Regions from separate parts of the Homo sapiens genome. Here region 1 is linked to region 2. The links are chromatin contacts, found by Hi-C or POLR2A ChIA-PET in ENCODE. All regions are on one chromosome and are shown on one strand. Each heading gives the region's core, a stretch centred on a gene start or an enhancer-like site at or near the end of the contact. The rest is flanking DNA. Distances are from core to core; before and after follow the strand shown.

Evidence for each region. A loop is a pair of places that touch in the nucleus more often than their neighbours do. ChIA-PET counts read pairs that join two places held with the same protein, here RNA polymerase II (POLR2A). Pooled maps may share reads with other maps.
Region 1: a map of mammary epithelial cell shows a loop between it and region 2 (2.5-fold over the local background). The contact joins two enhancer-like sites. A Hi-C loop is called at or near these places in 27 of 168 maps with a recorded cell type or tissue (CD4-positive, alpha-beta T cell, Caco-2, Calu3 and 19 more), 32 of 37 single-sample maps with no recorded cell type and 26 of 50 pooled maps. POLR2A ChIA-PET finds 5 or more read pairs at or near these places in 2 of 52 experiments (MCF 10A and Panc1).

Annotation. Positions count from the first base shown.
Region 1 is chr5:168,267,563-168,271,724 of GRCh38, reverse strand. No RefSeq gene overlaps it. Among named protein-coding and RNA genes, the nearest start is that of WWC1, 22 kb to the left of the region's middle. Within about 2 kb of position 2,269, at least 5 of the 41 ENCODE cell types and tissues checked have a DNase peak (open chromatin) inside an H3K27ac peak, as active enhancers do; they include PC-9, where a contact is called at or near this core.
Region 2 is chr5:168,407,333-168,411,281 of GRCh38, reverse strand. It overlaps WWC1 (WW and C2 domain containing 1), which reads right to left. Exons shown (of 23, transcript NM_015238.3): 7 at 2,629-2,775; 8 at 1,287-1,360. Among named protein-coding and RNA genes, the nearest start is that of RARS1, 77 kb to the left of the region's middle. RefSeq lists an enhancer at 752-1,951. Within about 2 kb of position 1,466, at least 8 of the 41 ENCODE cell types and tissues checked have a DNase peak (open chromatin) inside an H3K27ac peak, as active enhancers do; they include PC-9, where a contact is called at or near this core.

The DNA.
Region 1 (4,162 bases), core at 1,020-3,519, 140 kb after region 2:
TGTTATTATATTATTTTGAGATGGAGTCTTCCTCTGTTGCCCAGGCTGGAGTGCAGTGGCACAATCTCAGCTCACTGCAACCTCCTCCTCCCAGGTTTAAGTGATTCTCCTGCCTCAGTCCCCAGAGTAGTTGGGGTTACAGGTCCCTACCACCGCACCCGGCTAATTTTTTTTTGTATTTTTAGTAGAGACGGGGTTTAACCATGTTGGCCATAGTTGGCCAGGCTGGTCTCGAACTCCTGACCCAAAGTGATCCGCCCACCTCGGCCTCCCAAAGTGCTGGGATTAAGGCGTGAGCCACCGCGCCCAGCCCACTTCCACATTATATTGCGTATTCGCTTCTTGGTGTTTCCCATTAGACTCCTCCTGGATGGCTGCGTTTCATTCATCCCTCTGTCCCCAGCACCTGGTTTGTCCATTGAGCACCTACGGCATGTCAGGCACTATTTGTGGACAGAATGGACAGATACCCTCATGATTTCAGTAGATGTTGGCAATTAACACGTTTTCGTCTAGGCAGTTATTTTCCTTGTAAGAGCCACTCCTTTCCCGCTCTTTATGGCCCCGGAAAGGCTGATGGGGTTTGGGCAAATTCATGGTCTTCTGTTGATAGAGGGAGGGTCTCTTTGACATTCCCATGGGTGCTGCAAGGATATAGGTTTGGGCCTGTTGGCAACCATCTTTCCTACATATGGAATAAATCACTGTGAAGATAAGGCCACATCCCAAGGGCAGTGGCATTGAGAGGTGGAGCAAAGACAGTACCTTGTGAGCATCTTTGCGCCCTTGGATCTGACCAAATTTGAAGCCAGTCCTGCCTTTGGATATTCTGGTTTTTGCTTTGTGTTAGGGTTCTGTCACTTACCCCTGCACCTCTCCTGATTAATACAGAGATGCTGCTTGGGGGCAGAAGCCAGCTTGTGTTCACTTTCTCCATCTTCATTGCAGCATTCTACGTAATAGATGTTTCCTAAATGTTCACTGGTTGACTAATAGCTAGTGGGGCAGATTCCTTCTGGCCAAAGGCTCTAGCCTGAGAACAAAATCTATATGTATGTGGCCGAGATAAGACCAAGATAAGGGATTGTTGAGGGAGTGGCCTGGGAATGGAAACAGCCAGAGAGCTGACTGAGAACCGAAGATTCCCAGCCACCTGGGAGGGGCCTGTTCCTGATCTGTGGTGTGTCCTCTCTAAGGCTCAATTTTCACACTGTTTCACAGAGTGGCTGGGAAGTTCAAATAACAGCAATTAATTTGGATAGAAGCGTTTTATGAATGCATGAGTGTAAGGACATCCCTTTTACTGCCCCTGGAATTGGGCTCAGTTCAGGGACACTGATCATCTCTGGAAGAGTGGCTACTGGGTAGACTGTCCCTAAGAGGGTATAGGCTTTGCTTCTTCTGTCCTCTCTTCCCTGGAGCCTTCTAGAAGAGCAAGTCCCCAGGGCTTTACGCAGCTCTTGAAGTGGGAGGATGGGGTGGGTGGAGCTCCTTACTCTTGAACAGGTCAAGCTTCAGGCTGGGATCACACTTCAGCTCTCACTGAAGGCTGAGAATAAGAAAAGTTAGTTGCCAATCAGTAGACATCCCCTTGAGGGAGGCTGAGTGTTTACAACAGCAACCCTGCCAGATGGCAGTATCATCTCCACTACACAGGGGAGGAAACCCAGGCTTCGGAGGTTAGATAAGAAGCCCAGGCTTAGCTAGAAAGGTGTGGTTGGGAGTGAAAGTGAAGGATTTTTTTTGTTTGTTTTGCTTTTTTTTTTAATCTAAAGACGATAACCCCCAAATTCCACAATTTTCCTTTAATAATAGCTTACCATTTAATATGCATTTGTTAAATGCTGGGCCCTTGCCAAGGACTTTACATATATTGTTTTTATTAGGCTTTCCAAATAATCCCATACAGCAGTTATTTTTATCCCTATTTTACAAATGGGAAAGGTGAGGCTCAGGAAGTCCAGGTGGAAATGTACTCAGTGGGCAAATGGTGGAGGCAGGCTCGCAGTCCAGTCTGGCTGGTCCCAGGACTGGTCTTCTTTGGAATCTTTTTCCTGGAACCGATTCCACGGGCCTCTTTCAGGAGTCCAGGGCTCTCCTCGCAGTCTCTGGCTGCTCGGCGACTTCCCTAAATCCCTTTGAGGCGCCGGGCCCACCTCCAAGCAGATTTCATGGGAAAGGCTGCCACCTCGTGGCCAGATGGCAAACCCAACATTTGCCGGGAGGAGGCGAGGGCTGGTGAGGGAGGGGCTTTGTGGAGCAGCTGGTGCAGCCTTGCTTTCCGAGGGCGGCGTGCAGCCACAGTGCCCGCTGCGGGTGCTGGGGAATGGCGCCTTACAGGCTGCCCACCTGCCTCCTCAGGGTGGAAGGCGGGGCTTGGGTGTGAGCGTGCTGAATCAGAACTTTCCTGGAAAGTCGCCACTTGGTGTGGTCAGAGGATCACTGAAGTAAGTAAGTAATCAGAATATCCCTTCTCCCTAATTGTTTCACCTGGCTGGTCGTGGAGGAGGGAGAGGCGAAGGAGAAGGAATGGTGCATGCACTGGAGAGAGGATCCTTGGCCGGGATCTGTTCTCGGTGTTCCACCCCGTATAGACCCTGTCCCCAACTCTGGGCAAGTTACAGAACCTCGTCCTCATTTCCCAAATCTGAGCCGGTTTGAGGAGCGCTCCCTCTGTTCTGACCGCCCCAGCCTTCCTTCAAGCCCTCATCCAGACTGTTGCAGATTCTCCCGGGCTCTGGGCCTTCTGCCACTCTTCTCTCTCCACTTTGCAAACCCAAAGATTCCCTAATCGTGTTTCTCCCTATGTACAAGAGTCACACTGATGTCCCTCATGACCTGGCAGGAGAATACCCAGCTTCTTAGCCTGACTGTTATTCCTGCCTCCTTCCCTCCAACAAACCTCATCTCTGGCTGTGCCCTTCCCGCTGAGCTCCAATCCCCTGCTCCTCATTTCGGGCTGCAGGTGAAACTCACCTACCCACGATCAGACCTTTCTTCCAGAGGTCCTGATCTAATTGGCCTGGGACCCGTGTCTAGCGCGCTCGCCGGTGGTTCTAATCCTTAGCACCTGCCCCGGCCTCTCTGAACTTCTCACCTGTCTCTTTGCATATTTCTTCTCCTTCCTGCTACCCCCTCCTGCCTTGTCTGTCTTGCATTCTCTTACTTGCCAGTGCCCAGCTCAAATGCTTGTGGAGGCTGGGCACGGTGGCTCATGTCTGTAATCCCAGCACTTTGGGAGGCTGAGGCAGGTGGATCACCTGAGGTCAAGAGTTCGAGACCAGCCTGGCCAGCATGGTGAAACCCCATCTCTACTAAAAATACAAAAATTAGCCGGGCGTGGTGGTGGGCATCTGTAATCTTAGCTACTTGTGAGGCTGAGGCAGGAGAATCACTTGAACCTGGGAGGTGGAGGTTGCAGTGAGCCGAGATTGCACCATCGCACTCCAGCCTGGGCAACAGAGCAAGACTCTGTCTCAAAAAAAAAAAAAAAAAAAAAAACAACAAAACTTGTGGAGAGAACTCATACTCCTGTCCTCTGGACATCATGTGTTTGCTCATCACTTGTGTGCCAGCCCTGAGCCTACTGTGCTGTAGTGATTGATTGGCTTGTGAGTTTGTCTCACACTTTAGACCATGTTTTATTTATCTTTGTCTTCCCAGCTTCTGACAGTGCCAGGGACAAAATTGTGCTTGGTGACTCTGAAAGTAGAATGCCTGAACAGATGTCCCTTGTTCACATGGCTAGTCTTCACATGGCTGAGACCCTCCACTTTCCAGATGTCACCCTTTCTGAAAAGCCCTTGAAGCCATGAAGAAGGTCCACACACTGAAAGTACTTGTTCAAGTTACCCAGGCCCAGGAGAGGGGAGAAGCTGAGATTGCTCTTGAGGACATGAGATTTGAGGGAAGATCTTTCTCCATCTTCCCAGCTCCCGCATACAAATCTCTCCCCCTGTGAAAATTGTTATGCTTCAATTTCTACTCTTAGAAAAATCAGTGTTTGGAAGAAAGTTTCTAAAATAATAAAAATGAGGTTGGGCACGGTGACTCACGCCTGTAATCCCAGCACTTTGGGAGACCAAGGTGGGCAGATCACTTGAGGTTACGGGTTCGAGACCAGCCTGGCCAACATGGTGAAACCTTGTCTCTACTAAAATTA
Region 2 (3,949 bases), core at 217-2,716:
CCAGGGCATTCTTTGCCAGTAACACTGGCTCAGAGTACAGAAAGATCATGAACTTGGCCGGGTGCGGTAGCTCACATCTGTAATCCCAGCACTTTGGGAGGCTGAGGTGGGTGGATCACAAGGTCAGGAGACTGAGACCATCCTGGCTAACACGGTGAAACCCCGTCTCTACTAAAAAATACAAAAAAATTAGCCGGGCGTTGTGACGGGTGCCTGTAGTCCCAGCTACTCGGGAGGCTGAGGCAGGAGAATGGCGTGAACCCGGGAGGCGGAGCTTGCAGATCGCGCCACTGCACTCCATCCTGGGTGACAGAGCGAGACTCCGTCTCAAAAAAAAAAAAAAAAAAAAAGCAAAGATCATGAACTTAAAGACAGATTGTCCAGGATTCAAATTCTGCCTCTACCACCTGGAATAGTCATGAAATATCTTGGTCTTACCTTTCTCCTCTCTAACATGGAGATAATAAGATAGACCCTGTGCTATAAGGTTGCTTTTAAAATTAAATGAGAAGATGCATTGCTTTTAAAATTAAATGAGAAGATGCATGCACAAATGTTTTAGTACAATAAACAATCTCAGCCAAGGGTAGTGGTGCGTGCCTGTAATCCCAGCTACTCAGGAGGCTGAGGTGGGAGGATCAATTAAGGCCAGGAGTTCAAGACCAGCCTGAGTAACATAGCGAGACCCTGTCCCTAAAAAAGAAAACAAAGTAATTAAAAATAAAAATCTCTTTAGGCCTATAACAGATGCTCTAAAAATGTCAGCTTTGATTATTATTTTGATTTTACTTGTGGTAGTGGAACCTGATTGCTTAGGATTCTGTGAAGCCACAGAACATCTAAATCCCAGAGGTCTACACTGCTTAAAAGCCCAGCTTGCTCCCAGCTGTGCAGGAGACACTGAAGTGGGTAGTGTCCATAATCTTTTTAGCCTGTTGCTGAAATTCCAGTTGTACTCCTTCAAACCAAAATGCTTACAGGATCATGGGAAAGCCTCGGTTGCAGAAATCAAGACAGGCAAGTGGGAAGATAACTCGGCTTTGAGGTTAAACAGATCTGGGTTCAAAGCATAGTTTCACTCTCTGTCTTGTGAAGTGTCCTGGGTGAGTCATTTCCTCTCTGAATTTCAGAGAGGATGAAAATATAAAAAGTATAATAACTATCTTCATAATCTTTGTGAGGATTAAAGAAGACGAAGTGTGTGAAAAGCTAAGCACAGAGCAGGCATTCTACAATAGTAGTTATTATTTTTGGAACCATCCCGCCCCTAGCCCCAGCCCAATTACCTTCTCTTAGCCTCTTCATATCGAAGGCGCAATCTGACCTTCTCTGCCAACTGATTGTTGCTGTTGATGCCGAACTGGAGGAGAAGAACAAAGTCAGGAATTATGTGGCTGTTGTGGCCGGTGCTGAGTTGGGTTTCGAGGGCTCATGAGAGACTTGACAGCTTGCGTGGGCAGTAGCCAAGAATAGCCCCCGGTGACTGGGCTGGCGGTGCAGATCGCAGGGAAGCTGGTTAAGCAAAAACACTTTCCTCCCTTCAGGCCACGGGAAGAACCGTACGCTCAGACATCGATCACTTTGAAAATAGAAGCCAAAAGCCCAGAATATCATCTTGCAGCCCCAAATGGCTTGGCTTGGTGCCCATTCAAGCCACAGAAGCATGGAGGACAGTTGGTGAGGAGGAAACAGGGATAGCCAATATCAAGAAACTCATTCTAGGGGCACTGGTGAGGGGATCCATAGAAAACTCAGAGGCTGCAGTCAGGAGTGAAACACTGGGTAGTTGGGGAGAAGACCCCTGCACTCACAAAGAGGGGTACAGTTCCTTTACAAATACTTTGGCCTGCAGATGGCTAGTAGCTGGACACATGGTGGTATGGGGAAGGAAGGGACAGCCTCTTTTTCTGTGCTAGTCTGTTAAGAGCAGCAAGAAGCTACAAGGCTCACCGGTCACCCTTGGACAAGTGGGAAGACAGCTATGGAACTTAGATAGGAACAGCATATAGAGGCTGTCCGCCACAGAGGCTGGAAGGCAGATTCGTTCAATGTTGCTGGCTCTAGTAAAACAAAAGCTCTCCAAAAGTTACGAGGCACCATGGTTCAGCCCTACTCTAACTCTTTCCTGAGCCACATCTGGACAGTGCTTTCACTATTCATAACTAGGACTGGACTGAGCTTTGGAACTGGGAGTCAAGCAGCTGCCTGAAAGCTGCATGCATTGTTTTGAGACTAACAGGAGGAAAATATCCTCTGCTGTCCAGCTGGGGAAAGAAAAATGAAAATGGAACTGCAAAATAGTATGGAAAAAAAAAACCAGAGAAAGACATTTTGTCCTTTAAACATGCTTTCTGTGCAGCATTAAGAGACACAAGCACCTGGCCAGGCAATACTCAGGGCCATGACGTCCGTCAGTGCAGGCTTTTCCTCCACAGCATCACATCATATCCTCCTGGGGCCAGGAGGTCTGTAAGAGAACAGAGCTCCAGAGGGCTGAGGCAGCAGCCAGCCCTGCAGAGAACCCCTGGCCAGCTCCCTGGTGAGCCATGAGAAGGCAGCTGTCCATTACAGCAGCCTCCCAGCTGCCATCCTGTGGAAGGCCCCCAGCAACCTGCCCCGTCTACTCACGCTTCCCGAGATGTCTGTCTGGGAGCTCACATCCAGGTACTGTTTCGGTAGCGGGAAACTCGAACTCTCCAGAGAGCTGCTGCTGGACCACAGGTCTGAGTGAGACCCCCTGTCAGTGCGGAAGCCGTCCTTCAACATGGCAAGGCTCTGAAGGAGGGGAGAGCAGGGTTAGTGATGCGCCTTCCCAGGAGGGAGCTCTGGGTCTGCCACGCTCCCTGTGCTTCCCTCTCTACCCTCCCTTAATTTAGGAACCTGTGCCCTCCCCAGATATCCTACTGATCCTGTGATAGAGAGCTAGCAGTGAGTGGGTCCTTGCTGTGTGCCAGGCTCTGCGCTGGGCCTATGACATAGGAGAAACCGGTGTGGATGCCGACTCTGGAGCCACATGCCCTAGTTGGAATCCCTGCTCTGCTGCTTCCCAGCTGTGTGACTTGACCTAGCTGAATAACCTCTCTTTGCCTCAATTTCCTCTCCTATAAAATGGGAATAATCAGCTGGGTGCTCATGCCTGTAATCCCAGTGCTTTGAGAGGCCGAGCTGGGAGGATCACTTGAGGCCAGGAATTCAAGATCAGCCTGGGCAACACAGTGGGACTCCCATCTCTAAAAAAAAAAAAAAAAAAAAATAGCTGGATGTGGCGGTGCATGTCTGTAGTTCCAACTACTTGGGAGGCTGAGGTGGGAGGATTGCTTGAGCCCAGGAGTTTGACGCTGCAGTGAGCTATGATCATGCCACTGCATTCCAGCCTGGGTGATAGAGCGAGACCCTGGTTCTTAAAAAAAAAAGGGGGGAAGAATCGCAGGTCCTATCTCACAGGGCCATCATCTTGATTAAATGAGATGACAAGTATAAAACACTAGTGAATACAGCCCATACTCAGTAACTGTCAGCTTTACCAGAGTCTTACTGAATCCTGACAATAGTCATACAAAGAATGACCTATGATTATCCCCAATTTATCGATGAGAAGCTGGCAATTGACCGAGGCAAGATTTGGACCTGGTCTATCTGGCTTAAGGCTCCATGATCTCAACCACTAATCATAACAGGAACATGCCTCACTGTCCATGAGCTCTTCATCTAAATGTTTTCACTGGGCTGCTGTCCTGGGCAGGAGCTTCCAAACTGTTCTGTTTCTCATAGAGCATACAGCTTCCTTCACTAAGTCATTTATAGCATCTCTGAGGACTCCTAATCTGCCAGTGAAATATCTGAGGTCAGGGTGGTTTGTGGAAAGGGAGGTGATATGTACAGGGGGTAAGAGAATGGGTCTGTAAGTCAGGGTTTGAATCACCGCTCTAGCTTCCTCTCTGAGTTGTAC